Regions from separate parts of the Mus musculus genome. Here region 2 is linked to region 1. The links are chromatin contacts, found by Hi-C in ENCODE. All regions are on one chromosome and are shown on one strand. Each heading gives the region's core, a stretch centred on a gene start or an enhancer-like site at or near the end of the contact. The rest is flanking DNA. Distances are from core to core; before and after follow the strand shown.

Region 1 (6,080 bases), core at 152-2,651:
AGATGGTAATCACACACCCACACACGAAAAATTCTTAAGTCAAATATTCATTTTTTCAAGATTTGGAAAGCAGCAGAAAATTCTTCTCCTCTTCTCTCCCCCCACCCCCGCCCCCATCCCCACACTCCCTCCACAAAGAAAGTTTTAAAATACAATGTTAAACAAGACTGGAAATCTTTCTAATAAAATGTGTTTGAAACACCTGAATTAATTAACCCAAGAGAAAAGAAACTGAGGCCTCACACCTTCTGGTGTGGGAATGGGGAAGTCGGGGTGGTACTCGCTATCTTCCAGGATCACCCCAAAGTCTATTCCAAAGCAGAAGTTACAAACTCAAGATTTTCCTTGGAGAGAGTGGCTCAGACACAACGGATACCTACGCAGAGGGAAAAAGGGCAGACTGCAGATGGAGTGTTTTACTTTTTAATATTAATCTTGGTATTTTTTTAAAAGGGGGCTGGTGGTCCGATGATCAATCTGGAAGAAAAGTGATCATGCAAAAAGAAGTCTGAAGACAGAACAAGAAAACTAAGAAAAAAGGCGCGGCGATCTAGCGGGCAGTGGAAGGATGGGAGGGCGGGAATAAAGAGAACACTGATGGAGAATGACAAGGCCACTCGGCTGGACGCTCAGTGCACTCCAGCCTTGCCCGCAGCCGCTGAGGGCCTTCGTCCAGGGTTCTCCTTGCACAGAGGAAAGGAATTGAGCATCTAGGAAGCAGAAAGCCGGGCCTGGGGCAACGCCGCTCGCGCCCCGGGAAGGAGCTCCAGGCTCGGTCCCCGCGGCGGCTCCTCTCCCAAGCCGCAAAGAGCCCAGTCTGCGGAACCGCGGGCAAGTTTCTCGTGCAAGTCTAGCATCTTCTTTCAGACTGTCCCAGCTCGCCTGCGAGTAGGTGCATGGTGGACTTGAATTTCTCCGCGCCCCTAGACTTCTGCCCCACCTCATCCTCCATCCCCCTTTTCGGGAGACGTAAACGACCTCTCTCCTCCTCCGAGCTATTAAAGACCGTTCCAGTCACGCTTGGGCAAGGAAGGTAGAAATTCGTGAGGCGGTATCTGTGCCGGGCGCGGCTCCTGGAGCCGATGAAGGAGAAAACCAGGACCAGGGAATTACAAAGGCCCCACACCCTCAACATCTCCCGCCATTTCCCTCACGAGTTCCCCGGATGTAACCCCTTCCCCCGCGGCGGTTAAGAGACCAAGGCGGCGGTAGCTCCCGTAGGTGCAGAAAGAAGGAACTCAATTCAGGTTCCAGCTTCCACAACCCAGTTTCAGGAGACTCTAAAATGCGCTTCACCTTCTAGGCCATCGGTGGAGCACATTAATTACCCAGTAGGTTTCCTTCACTCTCCACTCACCATCAGTTCCAGCTTATCGACCTCCGCCTCCATATTGAATAGTTGACATTCCTCAGACCGCTGAGGCGCTTAAGCTGTAAGCCGTGCTAGCACTGAGGCCCTCCATTGGACAGCTGTCACTCAACGTCTTGCGCTCATTGGCTAGTACGTTCCATCGGCGCCCGCCCATTGGCGCCTGGGTAACGCCCCTCGTTATAAAACGCACTTTCCTGTTGGACAAAGACACAAAACGCCGCAGGGGGATTGGCTGCTGAATATATGAATTTTTCCATTGGCTGCCTTATGGTCCCTACTTTCAAGTTCATACTTGGAAAAGAGTTTGCGATTGGTGTACTCGGAAGCAGCAGCAGCCAATGACATAAAAGCTTCCACTGCGGGCCTAGGCGACGTGACACACCTCCTTTTCTCTCCGGCTTCCCCGCCCCTTCTCGCCCGCCTTTCCTTATTCATACAAGAAGCGCCTCAGTTCCGATTGGCCAGGATGTGATGCTCTTTTGGCCAATCGTAGTCCAAGCTGTGCTTTGATCCTTTCAAGACAACGAACCCTGTAGAGACCACGTCTACGATTGGTCGCTCGTCGGCAAAGATTTAATTTTGAAATTTTCTTTATGGTGTGGAAGAGGCTTAGGCCCGAACTTCGTCTAATCCCCAGGCTCTTAGACTAGTAAGTGCAACGACGTTTTTTCTCTTTGTTACCTGGTCCCGTCTTCCGTTACTCGAACTGTTGATGACTGGGTTCTTATGGAGGTGGGGTCTTGAGCTGGACAGGGAAGGGAGATGGAGCAGAAAAGGAAAGGTTTCGGGCAGGAGAAGAGCTCCGCTGGCAACATCTGAGACACATTTTTTATTTAACACTGCAATATATAGTTTGAAGTGATTGCCTTTTTGCTCAGTCTTTGTCGTAACTTTTTGCTTCTCAAAGGGGGCCCACCGACTGGCGGTAATTGGCTTCTCTGGGCGCTAGCGAAAAATGCAAATTATAGGAATCTACCCAAATTTCCTATCACAATGTTTATTTAACCAGATGCTCTCCCCAGCCATTCTTCAGCGCATTTACGTTTATGGAGAAGTATTTTATGTCAGGTAATTTTACAGTGTTCCATGATGCAAAATGACTTCTGACATCTACTTTAAAAGTATACCCCTTTTACTGTGTGTCTAGTAGTGTGCTGGGTAAGACTAAGGACCTGTGGTCACTCTGAGAAAGACACAGGGAAGAACCGGGTGGGGTTGGGGATAGCAATGCTTCACGACTTAAAACAAAATTGACTATAGGACAATGGCAGAGATCATGCTTCAGCATTCAAGGCAAACCAACTAAACTGATGATGGAAATTAAATTGACTAGAGGGGGATGTAAAACATGTGTTTTAGAATAGTGATGATGAAGTAAATCTGTCACTTATGCTGCTGCTACAGTTTTAGAAGTGCCCCTGGCCAAAGACCTTTCCATATAACTGATGGAGTTCTTAAAGAACCAGCAGTGTCAACTCATGAAGAAGACTAATTATATTGTTCTGAGACAGGAGCTTGTGTATCAACAACTAACCCAGACTTTTTTAAATTTTATTTTTTCAGATAAGGATGTATATTTAAATATAAAACAGAAATATTTTAAGTACTATTAAGTGTTTCAAAATACCTGTCTTTTTTGTTTGTTTGGTTGGTTGGTTGGCTGGTTGGTTTTGGTTTTTCGAGACAGGGTTTCTCTGTATAGCCCCAATTGTCCTGGAACTCCCTCTGTAGACCAGGCTGCCCATGAACTCAGAAATCCGCCTCCCTCTGCCTCCCAAGTGCTGGGATTAAAGGCGTGTACCATCACTGCCTGGCTTCAAAGTACCTGTCTTAAAACAAACCTTTCATTTTGGGTAATTGTATAAAGCCTGTTAAAGTTACTATAGCCCCATAGTCTATTAGAAAAAGTCATGGTCTCTGGAGACTTATAGGTCTTCATTATACTTCATTGTATTATATTAGGCAGATAGCTAGTCTAAGCCTCAGCTTAATTTTGTATAACACTAGGACTAAAATCTTCCTTGTCAGGGATTGAAACCTTTGAGGACATTGAACATTAGCTGAGGAAAAGTAGGTTGTACCCCACTTGAGGGGGCATTTAACAAATGGTCCCTCCCACTATGACATCTGCCTATCATAGTAGGTGCTCATTATATGTTGCTGAATCACAAACCTATCTTTTAATATAATATAATCCACTACAGCCATTTTCTCTATTGTAAGAAAAGCAAAGGGCTAAGTACTGTAGTCACTCAGTAATAGACCACTTGCCTGGGTTTGGTCTCCAGCCGGGAAGAGGGACTTGCAGGGAATAAAGAGAAATTAATTTGACTTCATGAATAAAACCACAAAAGCAAGGTGAGGGGCTAATGTAAAGCCAAAGGGAAAGATTCTGCAGAGACATTGTAATCTGAGTTTACAACTTCTTCCATTTGAAGTGGTTTCTAGAATCCTGGTTACTTTCTCTCTGGCTTTTGGTTTTATCTTGTTTTATGAGACAGGGTCTCGTGTACCTAGGCTGGGCTTGAATAAGTCTATCCATAAGTCTTGATCTACCTGTCTCCACCTTCCGAGTAGTGAGTACGGGTGTACCTCGGATTTTAGATGTCTTAGATACAGGATCACTTATGTATCTTAAGATGTTCTTCAATCCACAGCAGTCCTTCTGCTTCAAATCCCAGTCCCCAATGCTGGGACTGCAGGTCTCTACTACCATGCCCAGAACTACAATTTAAATCTTAATCAAGGTTGGAGAAAAAGGAAAATCCTTGAAATAAGCATAAAACAACCAAGATATATAACATATTCAGGGATGTATAAAATTTCTATATCATAAATCATTGAACTATATACTGAAATTTTAAACATTTTCTATATTATACATTATTATCTAAGAGAACATTCATTTCAGGAACTAAGGAAATGGCTCTGTAGTTAGGAGCACTGGCTGCGCTTCTAGTGGACTTGAGTTCAATTCCCAGCACCCACATGGCAGCTCGCAATCATCTGTAGCTCCAGTTTCAGTGGATACGAAGCCCTCTTCTGGCCTGCTCAGGCCTGCAAATGGTGTGAAGACAGACACACAAGCAGGCAAGGCACCCATCTACATAAAATACAGTTTTTTTCAACTTCAAATTTTTCTCTACAGAAATCATGCCCAAGTACAAACAGCGAAGAAGAAAGCTAAAAGCCAAAGCCAAACGAATGTCTAAGAAGAAAGAAGCCGCTGTGGTCTCTCCTAAGTTATTGACACCTTCCCCTCCCCTCCCCGAACCGGAAAGGTAAAGTGTGATGGGGAAGACAGGAATGAGTCGATCTCACCCCTGTCAGCCAGGGATAATATACAACATGCAGTCCAATTTGAATTTTGTCCTCCACATAAATCTTTTTTTTGGCTGGGGGTGCGGGGGGGGGGGGGGCTCACTCTGTAGACCAGGATGGCCTCGAACTCAGAAATTCGCCTGCCTCTGCCTCCCGGGTGCTGGGATTAAAGGCGTGTGCCACCATGCCCGGCTAGGTTGACATTCTGTAGGTTAACAGGATGATCAAGAATTCAAGGTTATCCTCAATTTAGACAGCTAATTCAAAGCCTACATGAACTATGTGAAGCTGAATCAAAAATAAGTAAGTTAGATTTTTAACCAGACATCCTGAATTTCACATAGCACAAGAGTTCAAACGAGGACTGTAGAGATGGCTCAGTGGTTCACAGACTGCTCTTGCCTAAAATACTTTGAATTCCCAGCACCCATATGGGGCAGCTTATAATTGCCTATAACAACACTCTAGAGGATCTGATACCTTCTCCTGGGCTCCTCAAGTGTCTGCAGACATACACACACACACACACACACACACAAACTTTTCTTTAAAAATGCGTTCCAATGAAGTAAAAATCAGAAAGAGTTCTATTCAAACCCAAAGTACCTATTTCCCCTTTTGAGTTGAATTTTGCTGACTAATTATAGCAACTATCTGATGAGAGAGGGGCACAGAGCTTGATAAAGCCTTCGTTCTGGTCAGGTTGACCATCTATTCTGAAACTCGGAAGTTGAATGTATCATAGGAAGGAAGGCTGAGCCCCAGAAATTGTAGGGTGCTGGTGTTCCTACTAACATGCTTTGTGCACCCAGTGTTGTCCCTCCCTCTCCACTCTCTTTAGTTCTTGAGGATAGCTTCTTATTTGTTGATTCCCTTTGACTCTTTCTATCTTCTATCTCCAGTCCTGGCCACCCTGGAACTGTCTGTAACCCAAACTGGCCTTGAGCTTTTAGAAATCATCCTGCTTTAAACCCTCCCCTGTTTCTCCTCTGGGTGTTTGGTATGTACCACCTTATTCAGCTTACTTTATTTTTGGTATGCCAGGGATTAAACTCAGGGTTATCACACATGAAGGACAAGAAATTAAAAGTAAAATCGGGCTTTGTAGCCCACATCTATGATCTTATATCATGTTTAACAAAATCATCATAGGATACATGAGACCCTGTCTCAAAAAGTAAAACTAGAGCCGGGCTATGGTGGCGTCCGCCTTTAATCCCAGCACTCCGGAAACAGAAGTAGGTGGATCTCTGTGAGTTCAAGGCCAGCCTGGTCTGCAAGGTGAGATTTGGGATAGCCAGGGCTCAAGTTAGCTAGCTCACAACCTCATACAACTCTGGCTGCAGAAGATCTTCCCTCGCCTCTGCAGGCACTCACACACAGCACA
Region 2 (5,471 bases), core at 1,105-3,604, 640 kb before region 1:
AAGGATTGAAGGCCCAGAGTGAAAGCATTGAGATAAAAACCAAGACTTCACCCCAGCTGCACGGGCCTGGGGCCTCACTCAGTGGGCAGACAGACAAGCAGGCAGAGATGGCAGGTCAGATAACCTGCTTCTGATGAGAAAAAAGCCACAGGAGCTAACCACTCACAAACAGGAAGTGGAGAAGGCTGAGAGGCCCACCCTCAAGGGAGCCAGCGTTGAAGCAAGAGTTCCCACAAAGGAGAGAAACTGATCTCCCAGCACCACAAAACTTGGTAAAGCCAATCACAAAAGCAAAGCGAGGGTCAGTGGCTAGAAGTGCCCCAACTGAGTCCCCAGCAGAGGTCAGCTCAGCACCTAGGAGGGTCCTGGGTCACCTCAGTGCCTTGAGAGCAAGAGGGTTGCTCCCTATCAGGCCAGGAGAATGGACAGGCAGTCTCCCTTGGCCTCTGCCTCCTCTGTCCAGACATCTTTCAGATTCAACCTCATGCTCATGTCTTGTCAGACAAGGAGCCGCTCCAACACATGGGACACATGGCTGGGTCTGGGAAGCTGTTTTGTAGGGCTCTGGCTCAGCCGCTCCGGGATCGCAGGACCGGGGATTCAAGCAGCACACCGGCCCTTAGGAAGCCAAGTTGCAAGCACAGAGAGAAACAGAAGGCAGGCTGAGGTGAGGGCCAAGGGCAAGGTTCTTTCCACAGCGTCTGGGAAGAAGCAGAAGGTCTGGGGAAGAAGTGGGGGGGTGCTTGTGAAAGGGAGAGAGGCACCCTCGCCACAGCTGTGGGAGTGGTTACAAAACCAGAAGCAGCATTCTCCTCTGGGATCTCCTAGGGATGCTGGCAGAGAAAAAGGAAAGTTCTGTCTACACATGGGTGCAAGGCCTAATGTGCATAGCTATTCTGGCTCCAGATTAAACAGTATTTTCCCCTCTCTCTCTCTCTCTCTCTCTCTCTCTCTCTCTCTCTCTCTCTCTCTCTGTCTCCCCACCCCCCCTTGGTGTGTGTGTGTGTATGTGTGTGTGTGAGAGAGAGAGAGAGAGAGAGAGAGAGAGAGAGAGAGAGAGAGAGAGAGAGAGAGCCTGCCATGTGTAGGATCCATCCTGGGCTCCACACATTCACCTCTCCATGCCATAAGAGAAGCCAGGACACACAGTGAATGTGAAGAGTATGTGTATGCTTGGGCTTCGACTCCTCTGATCACACTGACACAGGAAAGCAAACAAGGAGAGGGGGTTGGGAGAGTAGTGCTTGCTACCATCTGTCAATCAACCTAAATCCTACCCTTGATAAGATGACAGCCAAGAGCACAAAATGGAGGGACAAGATTCTTGGAGCTTTTATAGTGTAGCCTCGGGCCTGTTACTGAATCCTGCCTTCTTGACTATAGAATAGAGTCGACTGAAGGACCTGTTTTCACTCTGGAGTATTCCCAAGGACAAAGGTCCAAGACCCTTAGTAGTAGGAGGAAGCAACAGTATCATGCTCTAAACCCACCAAACCACAGGGCAGCTGTACGTCTTCACCCATGGATGTACAGTAGACATCCTAAAGTCCAGAGAGGGCTCAGGGCAGAAGGGCTCTCTAACTCTTCTGTCAACCTCCTGCCTGCCACAGGATTCCTCACGCCCAAGACACAGCTGGAAATACAAGATAAGGTGAGGGAAGAGGAGACCATCACGTGTAGGAGCTAGCCTGGCTTCCATGTCGCACTCTCCGTGCCGTAGGAGGGTCCACTGCATCTCATTTGATCGAGCTGACCCAGTAAGACAAATGTCAGTATCCCCATTTCGAATTGAGGAACTGGAATCTCGGCCAGGTTAAGTTTCTTCTTCCTAAATGTCAGACCGACAGTCTGCACCCCGTTTTTCTGTCCTCCCAAAAGAGTCAATTCTAATTGCCCCCAAAGACGCAGTTCTCCCATGAGGACCTGTCTGTCCTCTCAAATCCCCATCTAAGGAAGGAGCTGGAAAAAGCTGGAAAAGCTATGGGAGGGACTCAGGGTCCACTTCCCTGCCCCAGGCTTGTAAGTAGGGACAGTGGATGTGACTAAATGGGTCACCGAGTGGTCTGCAAAACCTGCCCAAGGTCACCATCCACCTAGCCCTCTTCGGTGGTCAGATGGGGGAGGGTTAGCCACCAACCCTAAAGGGTGCCTGGGGACGTTCGTTCACAGCATTGAGCCGTTAAAAGTGACTCAACCAGAAAGTGCGTTTGAAGTGACGCCCACTGGGCCCCACAGCCAAACCTCAAAAAGACGAAGTGAGAGAGACACAGGCCTGTGGGGGCTGGGCTGGAGGTGGAGGCCCAGCCTGGAGCTGGCCTAGCCAAATAAGGGCAAATGTGCTCCACGTAGACCAATGGAGCATGAGTGTCAGCGTCATGGGGCTGTGGTTCCAAGAGGGGGAGGTGAGAGGCTGGAGACAAATGGAGGTGGGAGATGGGGGGCAGGGGATCCGAGCTCACCTCCCCTAAGGGTCTGAGGGTTAGTGAACATAGCTGTGTTTTGGGGGGCCTGACTCCCAAAGGGACCTTGATGCTGAGGTCTGCAGATTCACAACTACGCACTCCCCCTGGCCCCAACTGCGTGTTGGAGTTCCTGGAGGCAAAAGGAACCCAAGGAGGACTGCCCTCCCCTACCCCTGAGCCTGTAAGCACGCTGTGATGGGCAAGGGGAAAGGTTAATTCCGTGTGCTGCTCAAATGTTCTCGTCTGTGAGAAGGGAACTGAGGACCCGATGTAGTTTTGAACCTGGAAATTACCACATGAAAGTCTACTTGCTCTGAAGGAACCACAGGCCACTGGCAATTTCCCACCATGTTATTGCCCCCAGTCGTCAGGAAAGATCCTTTTGCCAGGGCATCGGTTCAATTCCAGTCCTGGTACTTCTAAGAGGAGAGAGTGGGCGATTCTTCTCTCCTTCGGTAGAAGAGACTGATAATTGGCTAATTTACGAACATGCCTGCCTTCACTACCTCATGTAGCCCAGCAGAAACCTGGATCCCAGGTCATGCCCCACCTCTCTGTCTGAGACCCGCCCTCCATCTTGCTGCTTCTCTAGGGGGCGGAGCTGAGGAAGTGAGTCTCTTCAGCTGCCCAGAGAAAGTGCGGCAAGCTGCCTTTATGAGATGGGGAAGCTGCCAGGTTGTCTCTGGACTTTCCCGTCACTCCGTGGTCTCAGGTCATCCAGTCCCCATCAGGTCCAGAGTTCCAGAGAAGACTAGGTTGTTACTGGCACCCTCTCCCTTCTAGGGCTTGTTCCCCTCCCAAGTACGGAGTTGTGTTTTCCCTTCGAACTTTTGCTATTCAACCCCCGAGGGAGGGAACAATCGACAGTTACCACACTGTCCCATCACCAGCGCCACCAGTGCTACCACCCTTTTCTGGTTAATGGCCCTACAGGTATTTTTTTTTCCAAAGGGGAAAAAAAATTGAGGGTGGCAGATGCTGGGTATGGGGAGAAGGAAGGAGAAGCACTTTTTGGAAAGCAATTAGGGGCCCTGCCTTGGTGCGTGAAGCTCTTCCCTCTGTTTGCAGGCAGGAGGTCCACAGACAGAAGCAACACACAGAGCTCTGTATGTGTGAGAGCCTGTCCTCTCCCCAAAGGGCGTGTTGAGATGGAGCGCCAGAACTCAACGGGATGATAGTTTTCATCCTAGTTCTCATGTTGATGTCAACAGCACAGGGCAGTATGGTGTTTCCTTGGTTCCTGTTCCTGGGACATTCACAGAGGATGGCAGCACCTTGAGGCAAAAACCTCTGAGGACACATCTCACAGCCATGGTTTCTCCTGGAATCAGGCTGATGTGGTCTGGTCCTGTCCCTCATAAGGTGGAGGCCTTAATAATCCTCCACTAGCTCCAATATTCTCTCTGCCTTCAGCGCTACAGCCCCAGCAGTCCGGAGCTTACCCTCCCACAGATGGAGGTCTCTGCACTCAACCAAAGACCTAGGCAAGCAGCCATGTGCTTTTCTTGATCTAAGCCTTACTCACTCACCCGCCACACTACAGCATGTACCAAATGTGGCCGTCTGTTCCTCCAGCTCAAGAAAAACTAGAAGGGAGACAGCCATGAATGAATGACAGACGCGACAGCTGACAGGCTGTGAATCCAAGGGGTAAAAAAATAATTAGTCCTGAAATCATTTTACCACAAATATGGAGGCTTATAACAATGACTTTGAGTTAAGTAGAGGTTTAAGTCGTATCCTGATTCTTGTGTGCAGATGGCAAAGTACATAATACATTGAAAAATAAGACTAGGTATAGATCTCACTGGTAGAATATTGCCTGCTCTGCACAAGATCCCTGATTCAAACCTCAGCAACACACACACACACACACACACACACACACACACACGGGGGGGGGGCGGGGTGGAAGAAGAAGGGAGAGAGGGAGGAGAGGTGGAGAGAGGAAGGGAGAGAGAAGAGAGAATGAGAGGGAGGAGAAAGGCAAATTGAGATGTGTAGCACTGCAATGCCAACTACTTGTTAGGATTAAGAGTTCAAAGCACGCCAGGCAGTGGTGGCGCACGCCTTTGATCCCAGCACTTGGGAGGCAGAAGCAGGAGGATCTCTGTAAGTTCAAGGCCAGCCTGGGCTACAGAGTAAGTTCTAGACCAGTTTGAATAATTTGATGAACTGTCTCAAAGTTTACGAACTCGGGGGAGTGTAGCTCAGTGGTAGAGTGCTTGGTTGAGAGAAAGAAGGGAAATAATACATCTTCCTGGCACTTTGGTATCCTGCGTTCTCTCTCCCACTGGGGCCTAACACAGGCACATCTGTCTTGCCAAGGGGTCCAATAGCTTTGTCAGCTGGGTTTTGTAGAGAAGCTCGGCACTGGGCACAGTGGCACATACTTTTAGTCCCAGCTCTTGGGAGGCAGAAGGTTGATCTTTGAATTCAACTGCAGTCTGTTCCAGTGAGTTCTAGATAAACCAGGAAAGGTTACAATAGTGAGACCCTGTCGAAAGAAAGAAAAAAGAAAAAAGAAGGAAGGAGATAATAGAAGGAAAACGAAAATTAGAGAAGAGAAAGGAAGAGAAGAAAATGTGTAGACACCATGATTTGAAGTCATAGGGCCATGGTTGGCAGAGGTAGCAGGTCGGGGACGCAGGGGTTCTTGCCCTCAGCAGGGACATGTTTTCGCCATACACAAGGGTCTGTGTCCCATCAGGTTGTGGTGGGGGCCACAATTAGGTTCAGATGGAGGGAGGGAGAGAAGACAATGGGGAAGAGGATGGGAAATGTGGGCACAGGTTGGCAGGTACTTAGGACTTGGGAGTTGAATGGACGATGCTGCTGAAGAGAACTGGCCCAGTTTCCCTTTGGCCTCCTCTCTGGCCTAGCACTCCATTGCCTCATGGCTAAGTTCAGACTGGGGACTAGAGGCATTAAGCAGAGAGGTCAGCACGGTCTGTAGTGGGGACTAGGTGTTATGACCTCAAAGAAAACGCTAATGCTCACACTTCTGCC

The links. A loop is a pair of places that touch in the nucleus more often than their neighbours do.
Region 2: a loop to region 1 is called in a map of T-helper 1 cell, with 10 times the contacts of the local background. The contact joins the enhancer-like site here to the promoter of Ska2 in region 1. A Hi-C loop is called at or near these places in 1 of 37 maps with a recorded cell type or tissue (T-helper 1 cell).

The regions. Positions count from the first base shown.
Region 1 is chr11:87,104,582-87,110,661 of GRCm38, reverse strand. Ska2 (spindle and kinetochore associated complex subunit 2) reads right to left here and starts at 1,401. Exons shown (of 4, transcript NM_025377.3): 1 at 1,358-1,401. The coding sequence starts at 1,390. It overlaps Prr11 (proline rich 11), which reads left to right and starts at 1,948. Exons shown (of 10, transcript NM_175563.5): 1 at 1,948-2,021; 2 at 4,521-4,653. The coding sequence starts at 4,526.
Region 2 is chr11:87,746,459-87,751,929 of GRCm38, reverse strand. No RefSeq gene overlaps it. Among named protein-coding and RNA genes, the nearest start is that of Mir142, 7.7 kb to the left of the region's middle. Within about 2 kb of position 2,354, at least 1 of the 3 ENCODE cell types and tissues checked has a DNase peak (open chromatin) inside an H3K27ac peak, as active enhancers do.